2 separate regions of the Homo sapiens genome follow, and region 1 is linked to region 2. A link is a contact called in ENCODE Hi-C or POLR2A ChIA-PET data. All regions are on one chromosome and are shown on one strand. The core of a region is the stretch at or near the end of the contact, and the rest is flanking DNA. Distances in the headings are between cores, read along the strand shown.

Region 1 (5,791 bases), core at 3,054-5,553, 120 kb after region 2:
GGACGCTAGGCAGGAGAATCGATTGAACTGGGGAGGTGGAGGTTGCAGTGAGCTGAGATCACCGCCACTGCACTCCAGCCTGGGTGACAAGAATAAGACTCTGTCAAAAAAAAAAAAAAATCAGTAGACCAATATAATGGAATGAAGATTTACATTCATTTTACTACCTGCTATAGATTGAATTATGGCCTCCCAAAATTCATATGTTGAAGCCCTAACCCCCAGTGCAATGGTATTTGGAGTTGGGCATCTGGGGGGTAATTAAGGTGAGATGAGGTCATGAGGGTGGGGACCCTCAGGATGGGATTAGTGCCGTTACAATAAGACAAAAAGAGATCGAAATCACATTCTCTCTCTACCATGTGAGGATCCAGCAAGAAGGTGGCTGTCTACAAGCAGGAAGAGAGCCCTCACCAGAAATCTCACTTCTGTTTTATCCAGGATTATTTTCTTTTTTTCTCTCTAATCCTCACCCTAACTTTATTTCTTGCCTCTGCAGCTACAGATTTAGCAATCTTTCTGATTTGCCTCCTTGTAATTTGTATCTTTAAATTCCTTTGTGCTTTTTGATAGTGCACACACTTGCTGATTCTTGTGTCTAATGAGAAGGCGTATTTTATTTCCCTGCCCAAAGCATCCCCATCCCAAACTCTGGCCCTTCAGCCTACATTTGGTTGAATCGGGACTGGTCCTGTCTTGGTTGAAAGTTTATTCAAAATTAGAAATGGGGGTAGAAGTGGGTAAAGAAATGTTATCAAGATTCCGAAATTCCTTTAAAGGTGGAGAAATAGCAAGATAAATAAATAAATGAAGATTCTGAGGTTCTTCAAGACAAAGTGGACTGGATTTTAGTGATTCTTGAAGTGCTTCAACATTGAGTGCCTAGGAAAAGCACTCAAAAGCCACTCTCATGTATGAACGGAATCTACTATCTCTATGAGCTCCCCAGAGAGAGTCAATCTCTGGAATAGCTGGGCTTTCTGATGCTAGTGCAATACTACATAGATATCTACAACCACTGTTTTGGGACAATCCTCTTATTCCACCAAACACTGAAGGCAGAAAGACAGCCCCCTCCTTAAAAATTATGCCCAATTCGGGCCGGGCGCGGTGGCTCAAGCCTGTAATCCCAGCACTTTGGGAGGCTGAGATGGGCAGATCATGAGGACAGGAGATCGAAACCATCCTGGCTAACGCAGTGAAACCCTGTCTCTACTAAAAATACAAAAAAATTAGCCGGGCGTGGTGGCAGACACCTGTAGTCCCAGCTACTTGGGAGGCTGAGGCAGGAGAATGGCATGAACCCAGGAGGCGGAGCTTGCAGTGAGCCGAGATCATGCCACTGCACTCCAGCCTGGGCAACAGAGCGAGACTCTGTCTCAAAAAAATAAAATAAAAATAAAAATAAATAAAATAAATAAATTTTTTTTTGCCCAATTCAAGGCCACATTTTAAAAGTTTTGGCAATTTCTGCAAATTAGGATGGGGTGAAAAATAAGATCTCCCAGTTCAGCCTGGGCAGAAGTCCACCAATTAACTGAGCTCAAGGAAAAGAAGTGGTTTGACATACTGTCCTGGACTCAATTCAGGGCAGATCCCAGGAGATAGCTTCATTAAAAAATCTTTTAGTAGGCCAGGCGCAGTGGCTCACACCTGTAATCCCAGCACTTTGGGAGACTGAGGTGGGCTGATTGCCTGAGCTCAGGGGTTCCAGAGCAGCCTGGGCAACATGGCAAAACCCTGTCTCTACTAAAAACACAAAAAATTAGCCGGGCATGGTGGTGCATGCCTATAATCCCAGCTACTAGGGATGCTGAGGCACTAGAATAGCCTGAACCCAGGAGGCAGAGGTTGCAGTGAGCCGAGATCATGCCACTGCACTCCAGCCTGGGTAACAGAGCGACACTCTGTCTAAAAAAAAAAAAAAAAAAAAAAAAAAAAATCTAGCTCATGTTTAAATTCAGTTTTTAACCAATGTCTCAGCCACACCAGTCCTGCTCTCCCACCCCTAGTCCACAACCTACACATAAATAATTGTCTGGAGGAAGTGTATTTTAATAGATTCTATATCAATTTTTATTCCTTCATTGTTACGAAACAGATGAATAATCCTTGGCAGATATACTTGAGAGAAGACTCTTCTCTCTTCCTGACTGGGGTCCAAGTAGTCCTAATCCCATTTATCCGCATCTGTATATTCCACATTGGATTTGTCTCACACATGTCCTTCTTGAGATGTTACTTCTGTGTTTGAGCCAGATTCTCTGTCTAGAAAATTGTCCTTGGTTATACCTGCTCAATGTTTGCTATTAATAATGATATACATCATAATCATTTAAAAAGCCCAAAACTATAACAACCCTTTAGATTAAAGATACATGCTCCATTGGCAGCCCTCAAGCCATTTATTTTCACAATGTGCTGAGTTTAACTCACTCATTCATTTATAAATTGACTTGGTTGCCAATATTTGGAATCAGAAGATGTTTATCCCAAATCCAGCTTTCCATGGGAAATCAGGTAACATGGGAGAACTTGGCCCATATTATGACATTCACACATGACACATAGGTAGAACTGGGTGACAATGTCCTTTTTAGAAGCTGCCTGTACTCTTCAGTTCAACCCAGTAACTACCACTTTCTGTTTTTCTCTAACATGCAAACCAAGTATGGATTGCCATTTATCACTATATGTGGACAGCTGACTTTCTTAGAACACAGAAATATTTCTTTGCATTCATGTTTGTGTAGAAAGTGGGAAAACGGGACGGGCGCAGTGGTTCATGCCTGTAATCCCAGCACATTGGGAGGCCAAGGTGGGCGGATCACGAGGTCAGGAGATCGAGACCATCCTGGCTAACATGGTGAAACCCCGTCTCTACTAAAAATACAAAAAAATTAGCTGGGCATGGTGGCAGGTGCCTGTAGTCCCAGCTACTCAGGAGGTTGAGGCAGGAGAATGGCATGAACCTGGGAGGTGGAGCTTGCAGTGAGACAAGATCACACCACTGCACTCCAGCCTGGGCCACAGAGCAAGACTCCATCTCAAAAAAAAAAAAAAAAGAAAGTGGGAAGTTAGGCTGGGCGCTGTGGCTCACGCCTGTAATCCCAGCACTTTGGGAGGCTGAGGCAGGAGGATCACCTGAGGTCAGGAGATTGAAATCAACCTGGCCTACATGGTGAAACCCTGTCTCTACTAAAGATAAAAAAAATTAGCTGGGCGTGGTGGCAGATGCCTGTAATCCCAGCTACTTGAGAGGTGGAGGCAGGAGAATTGCTTGAACCTGGGAGGTGGAGGTTGCGATGATTTGAGAAGACTCCGTCTCAAAAAAAAAAAAAAAAGGAAAGAAAATGAGAAAATGAAAGGTTGACTTCCCCACAGATTTTGTGCAAAATGAGACAATGAATATTTCTTTGTGGAAATAATAATTATTCCTACAAGTTTAATATGCAAACGAAATGTGTCTCCATTGTAGACGTTCAACTAAAAACATTGTTATAAAACAAACCACTGTAAGAACAATGACCTCTATAAGGACAAAACAAGTGTAAGAACTGAGGTATCAAAAAGGATTTGTTTTAGGATGCAGAAATGCTGCTATAAAATGCATTTACAAACTTACTGTCTTCATTCATATACCTCATCATATACTTCATAGTCCCCATACCCTAACACCCCATGCCAACCCCATTGGCATGCTGTTGCAGTGACTTTTGGGTTTGCAACTTCTGCTTTAAATGAATAGATCTGCCAAAAAAAAAAAAAAAAAAAAGACACCCAATTGCCCTCTATTACCACCCATAGAGACCCAACATACTTGACATCCAAAGATATCATACCAACCCAACATGGTATGTTTCTGGTTAATAGTTATTACAAATCCTGGGGAAGTGATATGTGTGTACTTTGAGATGATTAATAAAATTCAGTGACCTAATGGTGAAACAAAGAATGAGGCATTTATACAATTGAATATTTCAAACAGGTTGGTATAAATTTTGTCTCTTATCCTAGGCCATTAAAGAGGTATTCGAAATAAGGCTTGAAATATGCTTCAAACTTCATATAGAGTATGCCAGATAGTGGGCAGGGACTGACTGATATACCAAAAACACGTTTCTAATATCTGGGCTAATAGTAGTTAACAACCCCAAGCACTAAGTTTAAAAAAGAAGAAGCAGCACATCAACAACAACTGTTGTTGCTAAAGTAAGAAAATGTTTTGGGCAGATCAGAATTTAGTCACACACCAGTTTTGATGCCAGCAGGTCATGCTCAGAACAGTCTGCCCTGGAACCTACTGGGACTGCTGAAATTCTGGCAGGCCCAAGGAGTGCTAAAATCAAAGGCAGCCCTTCAGAGGAAGAGGGAAAAGGCAGGGTGTCTAGTAGCAAAGTTCAAGCAGGCAGAGTACTGACCCCTTCTGTCTAATGTCATTCAGATCAAGAGCCGAGTGGAGATAAAGGACATTATTATGTAGATTTTTTGTTTTATTTTGGTTTGGTTTTTTTGTTTGTTTGTTTTGTTTTGTTTTTTGGTTTTTTTTACTGATAGATGTAATGAAGCCATAAGAGAGAGGCTTAAGGAGATTCTTCACTAAGCAACAAAATCATTAAAAGTTCACCTTGGTGAGATAGTGCTACCTCATAATTACATGACTTGTTTATTGCAAGTTTTCAGATTGTGTTCTCCTATCCTTGCAAATCTAACAACCTCAGCATACAAAGCTTGATGTGACAGAAGTTAGAGCAGTTGAAAAAACCAGGACTGTTCGATTAACTCTTGTGGCATAACAAATTACCCCAAAATTTAATAGCTTAAAACAACCATTTCATTTTGCTTACAATGTGAGGTGTTAGTAGTTCAGGAAGAGCTCAATTGAGCAATTCTCTTTAGAGTTCCCCCTACAGTTGCAGTTAGATATTGGCTGGAACTGCGATCATTTGAAGGCTCAGCTGGACTGGATGTCAAAGATACAAGGCAGTCGGTGCTGGCTTTCAGCTGGGAGCTCAACTGGAGCTATTAACTCAAGCACCTACATGCTGTTTCTCCATGTGGCTGGGTCTTCTCACTCAGCAGCTGCTAGACTCCAAAACATAGTATCTCAAGAGGGGAGAGTCTAAAGAGCACAGGAAGCAAACATTCTAAGAGACCAAGAATAAGCTGCAAGGAGACCCAGCCTTGGAAGTCACTCAGTGATATTGGCACTGAACTTTATTCATCAAGGAAATCGCTATGACTAGCCTAGATTCAATGAAGAGAAATTAGATCCAATCGTCTAGGAAAGAAGTCTTATAAAATTTGCCATTGTTTTTAATTCATCATAAACACTTTTTCATCATTCTGCTGCTTCTACCTTTCTTATGTTACTCTTCCCATCTAAATTTGGAAATAAGCATCCTTTACTCTGAAGCTATGGCTTTTAATTGAAACCCTTCCTAGTAGTCAAGCCTAGACAGATGGAAAATAAGTTCTCTTTTTAAATTTGTTTCTAACATTTGCTCTACTGTTTTTCTGATACCAAAACTGTTGGAAGCAGCATTTCTCATCACAGTTTGTGATAGGAATGCCATTTTAGAGTTAAAATTTAATATACAGAATTTCAGTTAATCTTCCTTGAAGAAATAATACAAAACAAACTTTCATAAGCTTAAAAGTCAGAAAAGACAGACAATAGATTTTGCTTTGTTACATGCTGTTCTAGAACAGTTAGTTTTATGTCATCCATTCTTAGTTAATTATAAATTACCTTTATAAAATAAAACTCATAATATCACATTTAATCATT
Region 2 (5,256 bases), core at 1,596-4,095:
TTTACAGATTTGTAATTATAATTATTACTGGATCTAGTCATAGTTATTTGTCTGCAAACCATAAATTATCTCAGTGCATTCAAATTAACCTGGTTGTGAAGATTTAAAATTTTTTACTTTATTTCCAGTTTTAATAAACAGCATACTGAAAATAGTGCCACAGGCACATCATAAAACTAACTACAAAGTAAACAGTTCAGGCCAGGGGTGGTGGCTCACGCCTATAATCCCAGCACTTTGGGAGGCCAAGGTGGGTGGATCACCTGAGGTCAGAAGTTCCAGACCAGCCTGGCCAACATGGTGAAACGCTCTCTCTACTAAAAATACAAAAATTAGCTGGACATGGCAGCGCACACCTGTAATCTCAGCTATTCAGGAGGCTGAGGCAAGAGAATCACTTGAACCTGTGGGGCAGAGGTTACGGTGAGCTGAGATGGTGCCACTTCACTCCAGCCTGGGCCACAGAGCCATCTAAAAAAAAAAAAACAAACAAACAAAAACGAGTTCAGACGACCAATTGGTAAGTAAAACAATTGGTTTTTTATCCTAATAAAAAAGAATTTGCCATTCAATCACTAACATCCAAAACTATTTACAGTGCTATATTCTGAATATTTGTGTCTCTTCCACCCAAATTCATATGTGGAAATGTTAACCCCCAAGGTTAACATAAGAGGTGGGTCCTTTGAGAGGCGATTAGGTTATCAGAATGGAACCCTCACAAATGGGATTAGTGTCTTTATAAAAGAGACCCCAGAAAGATCCCTTCCCATTTCTACCATGTGAGGTTACTGTGAGAAAACCCTGTCTGTGAGGAAGCAGACCCTCACCAGACACCAAAGCTACCAGTGTCTTGTTCTGGGACTTCTCAAACTTCAGAACTGTGAGAAATACATTTCTGATATTTATCTGCCACCCAGTTTATGGTGCTTTCTAATAGCAGCCTGAAAAGATTAAGACAAAAGGAAGGAAAAAAAGCAGATATTTGCTTTATAAATATCTCTGTGTGTGTGTGTGTATGTGTGTCTGTGTGTGTCTGTGTGTGTGAGAGAGAGAGAGAGAGGAAGAGAGAGAGAGAGAGAGACAGAGAAAGAGAGACAGAAACAGAGACAGAGTCTCACTCTGCCACCTAGGCTGGAGTGTAGTGGTGCGATTTCAGCTCACTGCAACCTCTGCCTCCCAGGTTCAAGTGATTCTTGTGCCTCAGCTTCAAGCAGCTGGGATTACAGGTGCCCGCCACCATGCCAGGCTAATTTTTTGTATTTTTAGTAGAGACGGGGTCTTCCTATGTTGGCCACTCTGGTCTCGAATTCCTAGCCTCAAGTGAACCACCCACCTCGGCCTCCCAAAGGGCTAAGATTACAGATATGAGCCTCCACACTCAGCCTAAATATCTTAAATATGAATGTCAAAATAAAACTAACAGCAATCTAATGATCTTGACCACTTTGATTTACATGGAGACTAATAATTTTTTAAATGATGTTTCAATGACATATACTGTATAGTCTTTTTAAACCTGAGACTGATTTACTGTTTCAATATATCAGAGAACATTTAAAGAAAATTGTGTCATTGCCTCAGGATTTTCCAATGTATAAAGAAAGAATTTCTTGTAATGACCTCGTAGATATGGTACTTAAGAGTAAGTAACAAATAGACAAATAATTTTAAAACAAGAAATGGTTGAGACAGAAATGACCTTCCTGGAAAATAAATGCAATTAGAAAAAAGACTATTGTTACATGAAATGAATTATATGAAGGATGTTTCTAGGCAAACAGTAGGTGGCAACATCTACACAGACTTGTTTTAGAAATGCTTGTATAACATCAAAACAAAACTTACAAGCTAATGATTCATGAAATAGGGAATTTTCCAAAACTCACATGTTAGTAGAGATATTTATGCGCAAATCCATTGTTTTGTATTCTTTCTATTTTGGAATGTCATGCTTATGCCTTATCACAAGGACTCCACTAAGATCAATAATCTTAAAAATGTTTTGTTTGGCCAGGTGTAGTGACTAACGCCTAGAATCCCAGCACTTTGGGAGGCTGAGGCAGGATTGCTTGAACCAAGAATTTCGGGACCAGCTCTGGCAATATAGAGAGTCTCCATCTCTACAAAAAATACGAAAATTCACCAGGTGTGGTGGTACATGCCTGTGGTCCCAGCTACTTAAGAGGCTGAGGCGGGAAGATTGCTTGAACCTGGGACATCAAGGCTTCACTGAGCCATGATCACACCACCGCACTCCAGTCTGTCTCTCTCTCTCTCTCTTCCTCTCTCTCTCTCTCACACACACACAGACACACACACACACACACACACAGACACACAGTTTTATTTGTGGGTTATGTTAGAGACTGTTCATCTGTCTCTCAAACAAAGGGATAGAATTTTGTTCCCCTCACATTTCTTGGCCAGATTAGGTGGTTGAATTAGATAAGAGTAAGGATTAAGGGAACCATGCAAACAGCTGGATTTTTTTTTAATGCCACAATATGACCTCAATTACTGGAGTTCACAGAAGTTGCAGAAGACACATCCGGTGGTCAAGAAAAGGGGAAGCTGCCTTAAGTTTCCTTTTCTCTTGTGAGCGCAACAACCTCCATCTGTCTTTCTCTGTAACGCTGAAGACAGACACGTGACCCTGGTTCTCACAGAAGAACTTTCAAATCTAAAAAGCCATTTTAGGAAATAATTGGAAAAGTCTCTGTAGCCTTTGAGCTCCAGGATATTTGTTTTCCAGAATGATGAGATTGGTTATTGAATGTTTTAATGGTTGGAAACCAGAGAGTAGCTTTAGAGGCAAGCAGAGGCGCTGCTTTTTAACAGCAGAGGTCAGTAACACCAAAGGGGAAGGAAATTGAGCAGTCTGGCCAGAAATTGCAGATTTCTGTTGCAGACCCAACAGGCAAGAGGCAATAGGCAACATCCTGAGACACACAGGAAAACCTGATCCTTAGTACCTAACAGGGTCTCCTGTGCAGAAAATGTTCCCATCCCTGGCAACAGTGCCTTCCTGGATATGCTCACAGATGTTTAAGACTCTCCCTACCAGAGAAATAGCTTCTATCACAGAGTATTTTGTAGGGAACCATAACAGAACGTAAGGTGAAGTTTTCTACTATACTCTTATAATTATTGAAATTTTTCCTACTTCATTAATACCTGGACTTAGATTTCTCTTTTAGAAAGAAGCAGTTTGTAGCAAAAAAAAAAAAAAAAAAAGAAAAAATAATGTTTTTCACAGAAATTGAAAAAACAATCTCAAAATTTGCATGAAACCAAAAAAGAGCCTGAGTAGCCAAAGCAGTCCTCAGCAAAAAGAACAAAGCTGCAGACATCACACCACCTGACTTCAAAATATATTACAAGGTTATAGTAACCAAAGCATCATTACAGTGATACAAAAACTGACACATAGACCAATGAAACAGAATAGAGAACCTGGAAATAAGTCTACATATAAGGCAACTGATTTTTTTTATAAAGTTGCCAAGAATATACATTGGGAAAAGGGACACCGTCTTCAATAAATGGTGCTAAGAATACTGGATATTTATACACAGAAGAATGAAACTAGACCCCTATCTCTCACTACATATAAAAATCAACTCAAAACGGATTAGACTTAAACATGAGACCTCAAACTATAAAACTACTAGGGAAAAAACCTAGAGAAAACACTTTAGGGCATTGGTCTAGGCAAAGACTTTATGGCTAAGACCTCAAAAGTACAGGTAACAAAAATAAAAATAGACAATGGTACCATATTAAACTAAAAAGCTTCTGCACAACAAAGAAAACCATCAATATCATGAAAACACAGCCTGCTGAATGGGAGAAAATATTTGCAAACTGCTTGTCTGACAAGGGACTGATATCCAAAATACATAAGGAACTCAAACAGCAAAAAAAATAAATAAATAATCCCTTTAAAAAGTGGGCAAGAGGTCTGAATAACATTTCTTGGACGAAGACACACAAATGGCCAGCAAATACATGAAAAAATGTTCAACGTCACTAATCATCAGGGAAATGTAAATTAAAACCAAAATGAGATACCATCTTACCCCAGTTAGAATAGTTATTATTAAAAAGACAAAAATATAACAGATGCTGGTGAGGATGCAAAGAAAAGGTAACTCTTGTACACTGTTGATGGGAATGTAAATTAGTACAGCCACTATGGAAGCAGTATGGCGATTTCTCAAAAAAACTAAAAATAGAAATACCATATGATCTATCACTACTGGGCAATTATCCAAAGGAAAGGAATCAGTATGTTGAAGAGACATCTGCGCTCACATATTTATTCCAGCACTATTCACAACAGCAAAGACAGAGAATCAACCTGTGTTCATCAACAGATGATTAAAGAAAATATGATACATATACACAATGGAATACTATTTAGCCATAAAAAAGAATGAGATAATACCATTTGCAGCAACATTGATGGAAGTGGAGATCATTATGTTAAGTGAAATAATCCAGACCCAGAAAAACAAATATTGCATGTTCTCACTCATATATGGGAGAAAAAAAAAAAGTTGATCTCTTGGATGTACAGAGTAAAATGACAATTACTAACGACTAGGAAGGGTATGGGTGTGGGTGTGGGTGTAGGGGAGGAAAAAGAAAGAATAGTTTCTAAAGTTCCATAGCAAAGAAGGGTGACTACAGTAAACAACAATGTATTGTATAGTTCAAAATAGCTACACAGAGGACTTGAAATGTTCCCAACACATAAAAATGATAAATGGAAAAGGTGATGTGTATCCTAAATACCCTGACTTGATGGTTACACATTCTATGCATATAACAAAATATCACATGTACCCTACAAATACATACAAATATTATGTATCAATTTAAAAAAAAATGAAAAATAAAATATCCCTACATTCTCTTGGCAAATATGTATTGAGTGCTGGGCACTGTTCTAAGTACTTGGGGCACAAAAGTGAAGAAAATGTACTTTGTCTCTTTCCTCATGGTAATTAGTCTAGTAGAGGCAGGCAGAAATTGAACAACAAAAAGAGTACATCCTATGCCAGGTGGTGTATTCATTTCTTTGGGCTGCCATAACCAAGTACTGTAAACTGGGTAACTTAAAACAACAGAAATTTATTGTGTCATTAATTCTTATGGCTGGAAGTTCAATCAAAGTGTCCACAGAGCCATGCTGTCTCTGAAACCTGGAGGAAAATCTTTCCTGGCCTTTCTCTCGCTTCTAGTCGTTTG

What was found. Hi-C counts contacts between places; a loop is a spot of excess contacts on that map. ChIA-PET counts read pairs that join two places held with the same protein, here RNA polymerase II (POLR2A). Pooled maps may share reads with other maps.
Region 1: a loop to region 2 is called in a map of gastrocnemius medialis, with 10 times the contacts of the local background. The contact joins two enhancer-like sites. A Hi-C loop is called at or near these places in 1 of 168 maps with a recorded cell type or tissue (gastrocnemius medialis) and 4 of 50 pooled maps. POLR2A ChIA-PET finds 5 or more read pairs at or near these places in 4 of 52 experiments (BJ, GM12878, OCI-LY7 and 1 more).

Annotation. Positions count from the first base shown.
Region 1 is chr6:63,471,560-63,477,350 of GRCh38, forward strand. It overlaps a transcript of LGSN not described here. Among named protein-coding and RNA genes, the nearest start is that of PTP4A1, 98 kb to the right of the region's middle. Within about 2 kb of position 4,304, at least 6 of the 41 ENCODE cell types and tissues checked have a DNase peak (open chromatin) inside an H3K27ac peak, as active enhancers do.
Region 2 is chr6:63,350,371-63,355,626 of GRCh38, forward strand. It overlaps a transcript of LGSN not described here. Among named protein-coding and RNA genes, the nearest start is that of LGSN, 33 kb to the left of the region's middle. RefSeq lists enhancers at 2,233-2,342, 2,413-2,682, 2,783-2,872. Within about 2 kb of position 2,846, at least 9 of the 41 ENCODE cell types and tissues checked have a DNase peak (open chromatin) inside an H3K27ac peak, as active enhancers do.